3 separate regions of the Homo sapiens genome follow, and all the other regions are linked to region 2. The links are chromatin contacts, found by Hi-C or POLR2A ChIA-PET in ENCODE. All regions are on one chromosome and are shown on one strand. The core of a region is the stretch at or near the end of the contact, and the rest is flanking DNA. Distances in the headings are between cores, read along the strand shown. Region 1 holds the start of DSP (desmoplakin). Region 2 has its middle 36 kb from the start of DSP. Region 3 has its middle 73 kb from the start of DSP.

Region 1 (2,700 bases), core at 201-2,700, 36 kb after region 2:
ATGTGTTTACTCCTTGAATTTAAGACGTTCAGCTGTAAAAAGAAAAAGAACAAGACATTTTGTCAAAAATTATGCCTAAAGGGTCAAGTTGTCATGAGAAGTGCTATAATACGACAAATTTTAGAAAGTCCCCCCCACTCCCTTTACAACATAAAAATGTAGTTTTTTATTTTTGTTTTCAGTTCATAAACATTTTGGAAACGCACTGTATCAGAAGGTAATTAGCGGCATTGTTTGGAAAGATGAAAAATTTATTAGAAAAGATCTTTAAATGGCTTTTACTAAAGCGTCATTTAACAATTTTTCATATTATAGAAACAGCTTTTCATGGATGGTGTGACTGGGTCTGTATCCAAACCCGGTTCGGTTCCTGGAGCCAACGGCGTAGTTAACACTCAGCCTCTTGCAGTTAACACTCAGCCTCTTAACTGGGAGTGGCCCTGGAGCAAGTCGCTGGAATGTTCAAGCTCCGCGTCACTCATCGGTACCAAGTTGATGATCTCTGCCTAGGGTTCTTCGCCACCCTCAGGCTCAAGTCCCAGGAGGCCTCCTCCGCTGACTTGGGTGAACAGCTCTGAGTTCCGGAGAGGGTTCGGTCTGCGGAGAAGCGCGCGAGAGACAAGCATCCTCAAGGTTCTGGTACAAAATTTGGAAAATGGACCTGGCGTTGAAATCTTTACTCCTCGTTTAAAAAGACCATCGAAAGGGAAAAAATAAAAGAAATTGCAGTTTATATTTTTGTTATCCCATGAAAAATTAGCTGCAGTGTTTTCCTCTTCATGCCAAAGAGATTAATATTTACGGTGAAGACTTTTCCAGGAAGTCGTGGTTTTCTGTAAAAAAAGGTTTTACACATCAGAAATCGGACTTCTGGGGCAATTTCCTGAATTCCTGGAATAAAACAAAACAAAAAAAAGCCCCCAAACAAAACTCTATCATCTAAAGCGTTCCCTCCTCACTGTGGTCCTAGTCAATGCGTGGTAGGTAGCGTTTCCAGTGATCAACAAAAGTAAATATTTGACCAGTAAGTCTCCAATCGAGAGGCCCCTCCATTCCAGCTATTTCCGCCCGGGGACCGAGGAAATCCTCAAAAGCCGGGCCACGCATTCCCAGCCCGAGAGGCCCCAGCGCAGAGCGCAGCAGCCCCCGCGAGCGCAGGTCCTCCCCGCGGTGGCTTCGCCCAGGGCGCTTGGGTCTCGGGGACCCCGCCCCCGCCCCGCCCGGTGTTACTCAGGCCTCGGTGGCGCAGGGCGGAGTCGCGGGCGGCGGGCGCAGGTGGGGAGGGGCGGCCGGAGCGCGTCGGTGACACCCGCGGGGGGGCGGGGAAGGCGCGGCGGCCGCACCCCACCCTGGGAAGAAACCGGCCAGGTGTGGCCTAGGCGCCCAGTGCCAGCGGGGAGGAGACTCGCTCCGCCGCCGACCAACACCAACACCCAGCTCCGACGCAGCTCCTCTGCGCCCTTGCCGCCCTCCGAGCCACAGCTTTCCTCCCGCTCCTGCCCCCGGCCCGTCGCCGTCTCCGCGCTCGCAGCGGCCTCGGGAGGGCCCAGGTAGCGAGCAGCGACCTCGCGAGCCTTCCGCACTCCCGCCCGGTTCCCCGGCCGTCCGCCTATCCTTGGCCCCCTCCGCTTTCTCCGCGCCGGCCCGCCTCGCTTATGCCTCGGCGCTGAGCCGCTCTCCCGATTGCCCGCCGACATGAGCTGCAACGGAGGCTCCCACCCGCGGATCAACACTCTGGGCCGCATGATCCGCGCCGAGTCTGGCCCGGACCTGCGCTACGAGGTGACCAGCGGCGGCGGGGGCACCAGCAGGATGTACTATTCTCGGCGCGGCGTGATCACCGACCAGAACTCGGACGGCTACTGGTGGGTACCTGCCCGGAGAGCGCGGGCTGCGGGGCTCGCGGGACAGGGAGGGACCGTCCTCCTCTGGACGACTGGGAGACTCGGGTCCCGAAGGTGGAAAGGTTTTTTTGCCCCAGGTCCCGAAAGAACTTCCCGGCCGCGCTGGGAGCAGGACCGGGTGTCCTGACGCGTGCGGGGACAGGTTGGCCCCTGTCCTGCGAACAGGGACTCGGTCGTACCTTTCTCCCCTCCCGCGAGCCCGGGCGGGTGGTCAGAGGGGGCGTCGGGCCCGCGCGGGGCTGTCCCCTGCCTGCTGGACACGGCTGCAGCCGCCTTTGTCCCAGCCCGCGAATGGGAGGTCAGGCGAGGTGGGGCTGCGACCACAAAACCCAACCTCTCCAACCGTAATCAAAGTAAAAGAGGAAAGGAGCGGGGCCCCGGTCCTGTCTGGTGGCCGAGTGGTGCTCGGGGCTCCGCAGTCTCTACCGGCTCACCCCCAATCCCCAGTAACCCCGAGACCACGACTGCAACGACTCCTGGACTCCTCGGCCACCCAAGGACGTTTGTATCAAGGCTGCGCGTCCCGGCGGCGCGGGGTCCTGTCCCGAGGAGGCGCTTCGGCTTCCCCTGTCCGGGAAACGAAACTTCCCCGCCGGGGCGGCTGCCGGGCCCGGGTCTCGAAGTTCGGCCGGGACGTGCCTGTTACCTTCGGTCGTCCGCGCCGCAGCCCCCGCGGGCGAGCGCACCTGGGGCCCTGCCTCTGAGCCTTTTGTTTCCTCCTTTTTAAAAACACCGGATGAAAGACCCCAGTGTGCCTTGGATCGCAGAGCGCCGGCCGCATGTCTGCTTTGATCCA
Region 2 (2,700 bases), core at 68-2,567:
AAAAATCACACTGTGGGGGAAAATGCGAGCATCAAAGTTAATTTGCTTTCGTGTTGAATTCACATTTATCACAAAGACAATAGAGCGAGTCCAATAACCCATTCTAAATGACGTATTTCCAGTCTAGTTTGTTTCTTCTTACTTGTGGTCACGCTGTTGACCCCAGCCTACAGGGCATGCCACTTTTCCCCTCAAGGGCAAAGAAGCCTCTAATTGTTGAGGATATTACAAATACACGATTGTGTCTGCATCTCCCTGTTGCATTCCACCTAAGTATAGTAAGAACATTGCCCCATATTCAGCTTAAACTATGAGAGGGAATTTCAGGAGGGGTTTAATAGCAGTCAGTCTCTTTCCCCTGAGAACCTATTTTCAGAGGAATTATTTGTCCCTCACTCCCTATTAATAGTGCAATAACATCCTCCTGCTTCTGTTTTTTGACAGGATTCTAGGCTGGTGTGACCAGACTATGCTTTCAGCATCCACTCATTGAAATAGAATGCAAAAGGCCAGGCGCAGTGGTTCATGTCTAGGACTTTGGGAGGCTGAGGCAGGTGGATCACTTGAGGTCAGGAGTTCAAGACCAGCCTGGCCAACATGGTGAAACCTTGTCTTTACTAAAAATACAAAAATTAGCTGGGTGTGGTGGCGGGTGCCTGTAATCCCAGCTACATGGGAAGTTGAGGCAGGAGAGTCGCTTGAACCCAGGAGGCAGTGGTTGCAGTGAGCTGAGATTGCACCACTGCACTCCAGCCTGGGTAACAGAGTGAGACTCTGTATCAAAAAAAAAAAAAAAGAACGCAAAAGATTTGGATTCTAAATTCTGCTGCTAATTAATAGCATGACCCTGGGTAAGTCATTTCCTGTCTCTAGGCTGAGGTTTTCTCATCTATAAATGAAGGATTTGGACAAGGTCAATGATGGGCTAGTACATTTTTTAACAATCAGCTCTTAGTGAAGTGGGAGGGGAGATAAGCCTGATTTGTAGTGTTTGTCAGTTTCTGTGGTGTAAATAATCCCACTAAAGGCCCATTTCAAACTACCAATTTGAAGTAAACCGGCTTGAAAATATCCTGAAAATGAAGCCATTGGCTCTGGTGAGCCAGTTATTTAAATTCTGAAGTTCTATGACATTGTATATGTGAAATCCGTTTCAGCCCTAAAATGCCACAGTTCTATGATTGCAACACTGGGTGATTCTTTAAATTGCCAGGATACACCCCAAACCTAATTAACAGCATTCGCTTGCTGCCTCCGTGCACTGGCATCCTAATGAAAGCTGGCTTTGGTCCAGATTCGGAGCCAGATGCCGTGGAAGCAGAAGCTGCTCTGACGCTGTCGTGGCTGTGAGTTGGGGAACTCGGGCCTTGAAACTCACTCAATCAAGAGCTGCTCCTGCCTTCCCTTCTTTTGGTCAGGTGGGGATGATTCATTCCTGTGTTATTTCAGCCACTGTTTCCCAGGGTGCCTGGAAGCAGAGAAGGCCTGAGAGCTTGAAGCAGACAGAGGAAAAACAGGGAGAAGGAGGAGAAAGGGACCCGCCTTGGGTAGGGCCCCTGCTGAGTCGTGGGCAGGTGTGAGTCATTCCTCTCTGCTTCAGCAGCCACACCTTTTGTCAAGTTCTGAATGCCAGGTGGAGAATCTGCCTAGACCAAGCGCCCTTGATCAAGTCAGAACAGGTTTCCTGAAAGATCATTCCCATTAAAATTAATGGAATCAGAATAGGCTGATCTTTTCTGTAATGTGACGTGTTTCTTTTCAACATGTTTCCTAAATGCTTAGAGAGACCCCCTAAAAGTATAGAAGAGGGAGAAAAGAGGAAGAAGTGTGCTTTCACATCCCCAGGGCTCGGGACTAGAGAGAGAAGGTAGTTTTATATTATCCATTCCTGCCTTCCCAACCAACCACCTTACCAGCTTACCAAAGAACTGACCAGCAAGGACAGTGAAGAGTGTAATGAGCATGAATCCTCATGAGCTGCCATATTATGATCAAGATCTTTCCATTGAGTGTGTGTGTTGCTATTGAATTAAGAAGAAAAGGTCTAGAAGGGAAAGACTTGGCATATAACTAATTTCAAAGTCTTAGGGACACACTTTACAGCCATAAGGTTGGCAACTATTGAAAACAGAAACAACTCCTCTCTCTGGTCCGTGTCTTCAAGATGATGAAGAAAAGAAGGAACAATAATTGTGCCAAAAAGAGCCGCGGCCACGTATAGCCTATTCGCTGCACAAACTGTGCCCTATGTGTGCCCAAGGACAAACCCATTAAGAAATTCGTCTCTCGAAACATAGTGGAGACCGCAGCAGTCAGGGACATTTCTGAAGCGAGCGTCTTCGATGTCTATGTGCTTCCCGAGCTGTATGTAAAGCTACGTTACTGTGTGAGTTGTGCAATTCACAGCAAAGTAGTCAGGAATCGATCTCATGAAGCCCGCAAGGACCGAACACCCCCACCCCGTTTAGACCTGCGGGTGCTGCCCCACAACTGCCAGCAAAGTCCATGTAAAGAGCTGAGTCCTTAAAGACTGAAGACGAACTATTCTCTGGAAAAAAATTAAATGGAAATTGTACTTAAAAAAAAAAAAGAAAACAGAAACAAACAAAATAATAATGGTGGGTGAGGGTGTGGAGAAATTAGAACCCTTGTGCATTGTTGGTGGAATGTGAAATGGTGTAGCCGGTGTGGAAAACAGTA
Region 3 (2,700 bases), core at 32-2,531, 37 kb before region 2:
AAAAATGAGAGTGCTTTGATGACTCTGGCATTCCTTGGGCATTGAGAAGCTGGTTATCAGTGTTGCCATGACGACTGCGGGGCCCATAAATAAAACGGTGGAGGCGAAAGGTCATGTTGGACACTAACAATAGTGTAAAGCCTCTTAGATGCCTGGACTATGTACTTGAGACACATTGGATGGTTGTTTTGAAAGGTAATTTTTCTTTTTGCTCCCAAATGACCTCCTATTAATTTTGTTCTTTTTTCAGTCTATTGCATTGGAATGTTGCTTAGCAAACAATTATACCTGGTACTACTCTTCAAGGAGCATGTCTATTAATTGTGTGGAGTGCAATCAGAGATAATACTGTCTCCCAAGCTAGTACAGGCTTTTAAACAAACATGATTTTCTTACCTCTACACAGTGCTGTGATATGCTAACATTAGCGTGGTTTGCAAGACTCAAAAGAGTCAGAAGGATTAAACTTGGAATAATTTAAGGTGCAGAATAATCTCCCAGAAAGCTGAAAGTGAGGGAAGGAACTGTGAGGTTCCAGATGTCGTTTATTAAGAGGAGTATGGTCTACAGGTGGTTTCCTAGGTCCAGCTCCTTGCCACTCAAAGTATGGTCCGTGGACTAGCAGCAGTCTCAGAGAGATTCTTCAACATCCGGAACCTCAGGCCCCACCCAGACCTATTGGATGAAGTGCTGCAGCTTAATAAGATCCCAGGTGACTTTTATGCACATTGAAGTCTGGGAAACAGAGTCTTACAACGTGAGTCAATGGCCTTCCAAAAGGGTGCTGGCACTGTAAGAAATAAAACCTGAGAGATCAGATACTCCTGGGAGAGTTAGGGAGGAAAAGCTTTGCTAAAAGCTGCTGGAAGTAGTGGGTGTCTATTTGTGGATCATATTTTGTACTGAATTGTTATGTTTCCCCTACTTACTGAAAACATGAGCTGAATTCCAGAAAGTAACAGGAAGAAGGATGAGGATGGAAGAGTTAAAAAATAACACAGAAGTCCTGAGTTCTTGCAGGAGCATCCCCTTGCAAGATACTCATCATGACCTTGGGCCCCATTGCGCCACAGTTTTCTCCACTTTGACAAGCCCAGATCACTTCCTAGGGCCTGCAGGATTCCTACATTAGTGCTTCTCAAGGGCTCCGAAAGCCTGGGATGAACGTCATGGCGCATGCGTGAAGCTTATCAGGGTCGCGCTATGAGTTCCAGGCTGGCTCCTAATTCCGCAGCCTCCTCGCAGCTGGGGAGCAGTGTGCCCACTTTTATCTCAGCTCCTGGCTTCTACAGAGGACGAGATGGGGAGGGCGTAGGGCGAGGAAGGAGGAGATAAAGCGGTTTGGTGCATGGATGAGTCAGAGCCCGGGCACTCCCACCCATGGCTGAAAAGAGCATGAGTTTCCCACGTCCCTGTTCTGCTGTGAGAGGGGACCGCGTATCCACGTCCCCCAGCTGCACTGTGGGAGGGTTAATTGCAGAAAGACATTATTAAACAGCAGATTGGCTGTCACACGTGTCAACACGTAGCGATGGAGGTGAGTAAATGACTATGACTCAAAGTAATTTTTAGAAACAAGCACAAAATAAAATGTCTGTGAATGGGACTATTACAGAATCTCCTTGAGGAAGTGGTTGCAAATGTGCAGCTCCCAGAGCAAAACCTATCACAGGCTCACTATAACCTCAAACTCCTGTGCTCAAGTGATCTTCCCACCTCAGCCTCCAGAGTAGCTGGGACCACAGGTGCATGCCACCATGCCCAGCTAATTTTTTCTTTTTTCTTTTTTTTTTTTTTTTTTTGAGACGAAATCTCACTCTTGTCCCCCAGGCTGGAGTGCAGTGGTGCGATCTCGGCTCACTGCAACCTCTGCCTCCCGGGTTCAAGCGATTCCCCTGCCTCAGCCTCCCGAGTAGCTGGGATTACAGGTGGGTACTACCACACCTGGCTAATTGTATTTTAAGTAGAGACGGGGTTTCACCATGTTGGCCAGGCTGGTCTCGAACTCCTGACCTCAGGTAATCAGCCCGCCTCGGCCTCCCAAAGTGCTAGGGTTACAGGCGTGAGCCACCGCGCCAAGCTAATTTTTTAAATATTTTGTAGAGACAAGGTCTTGCTGTGTTGCCCAGGCTGGTCTGTAACTCCTGGGCTCAAGTAATCCTCCTGCCTTCTCCTCCCAAAGTGCTGGGATTACAGGCATGAGCCACCACTCCTGGTATCCTGCCTCTTTTTGATTTTTTTTTTTTTTTTTTTGCATTCTAAAAATAGCATCTTTTCTAAGATTATAGAATTAGTATTCTACATCACAAATATTTAAAATATGAAAAGTTATGAAGAAAATCAAATCACTCCTAATCCCTCCACCAAGAGGTAATCACTGTTAACACTCGTAGTTTATTTCCCTTTAGTATTCTTAGTCGAATCACTTTTTTCTCCAAAAACTATATAGCAAATAAACCAAAAGCAGTTTTCCCATTTGTAATCCATATCCATCTGGCATAAGGCCATGTAAGCTTGGTTTGGAGCTTGTCCCAATAGCCCTGCCAGCCCGAGTTTCCCATCCCTGCCTTGTGGTCTATTTCTCCATCCACCCTGACCCAAATGCCACTCTCACAGAACTCTAGATTTGAGTTTGCCTTCATTTCTGTTTGACCCCTCAGATCTTGGGAATGTAAATTGTAAAGGCAAAACTTCATGAGA

The links. A loop is a pair of places that touch in the nucleus more often than their neighbours do. ChIA-PET counts read pairs that join two places held with the same protein, here RNA polymerase II (POLR2A). Pooled maps may share reads with other maps.
Region 1: a map of PC-9 shows a loop between it and region 2 (7-fold over the local background). The contact joins the promoter of DSP here to the enhancer-like site in region 2. A Hi-C loop is called at or near these places in 8 of 168 maps with a recorded cell type or tissue (Caco-2, Calu3, HCT116 and 4 more) and 4 of 50 pooled maps. POLR2A ChIA-PET finds 5 or more read pairs at or near these places in 11 of 52 experiments (A549, BJ, H1 and 7 more).
Region 3: POLR2A ChIA-PET joins it to region 2 with 24 read pairs in MCF 10A. The contact joins two enhancer-like sites. A Hi-C loop is called at or near these places in 1 of 168 maps with a recorded cell type or tissue (mammary epithelial cell) and 1 of 37 single-sample maps with no recorded cell type. POLR2A ChIA-PET finds 5 or more read pairs at or near these places in 7 of 52 experiments (A549, H1, HEK293 and 4 more).

Annotation. Positions count from the first base shown.
Region 1 is chr6:7,540,221-7,542,920 of GRCh38, forward strand. It overlaps DSP (desmoplakin), which reads left to right and starts at 1,451. Exons shown (of 24, transcript NM_004415.4): 1 at 1,451-1,865. The coding sequence starts at 1,696. DSP-AS1 (DSP antisense RNA 1) reads right to left here. Exons shown (of 2, transcript NR_183331.1): 2 at 231-833.
Region 2 is chr6:7,504,039-7,506,738 of GRCh38, forward strand. It overlaps the pseudogene RPS26P29. Among named protein-coding and RNA genes, the nearest start is that of DSP, 36 kb to the right of the region's middle. RefSeq lists an enhancer at 992-2,191. Within about 2 kb of position 1,318, at least 12 of the 41 ENCODE cell types and tissues checked have a DNase peak (open chromatin) inside an H3K27ac peak, as active enhancers do; they include HCT116, PC-3, PC-9 and 1 more, where a contact is called at or near this core.
Region 3 is chr6:7,467,375-7,470,074 of GRCh38, forward strand. No RefSeq gene overlaps it. Among named protein-coding and RNA genes, the nearest start is that of DSP, 73 kb to the right of the region's middle. Within about 2 kb of position 1,282, at least 8 of the 41 ENCODE cell types and tissues checked have a DNase peak (open chromatin) inside an H3K27ac peak, as active enhancers do.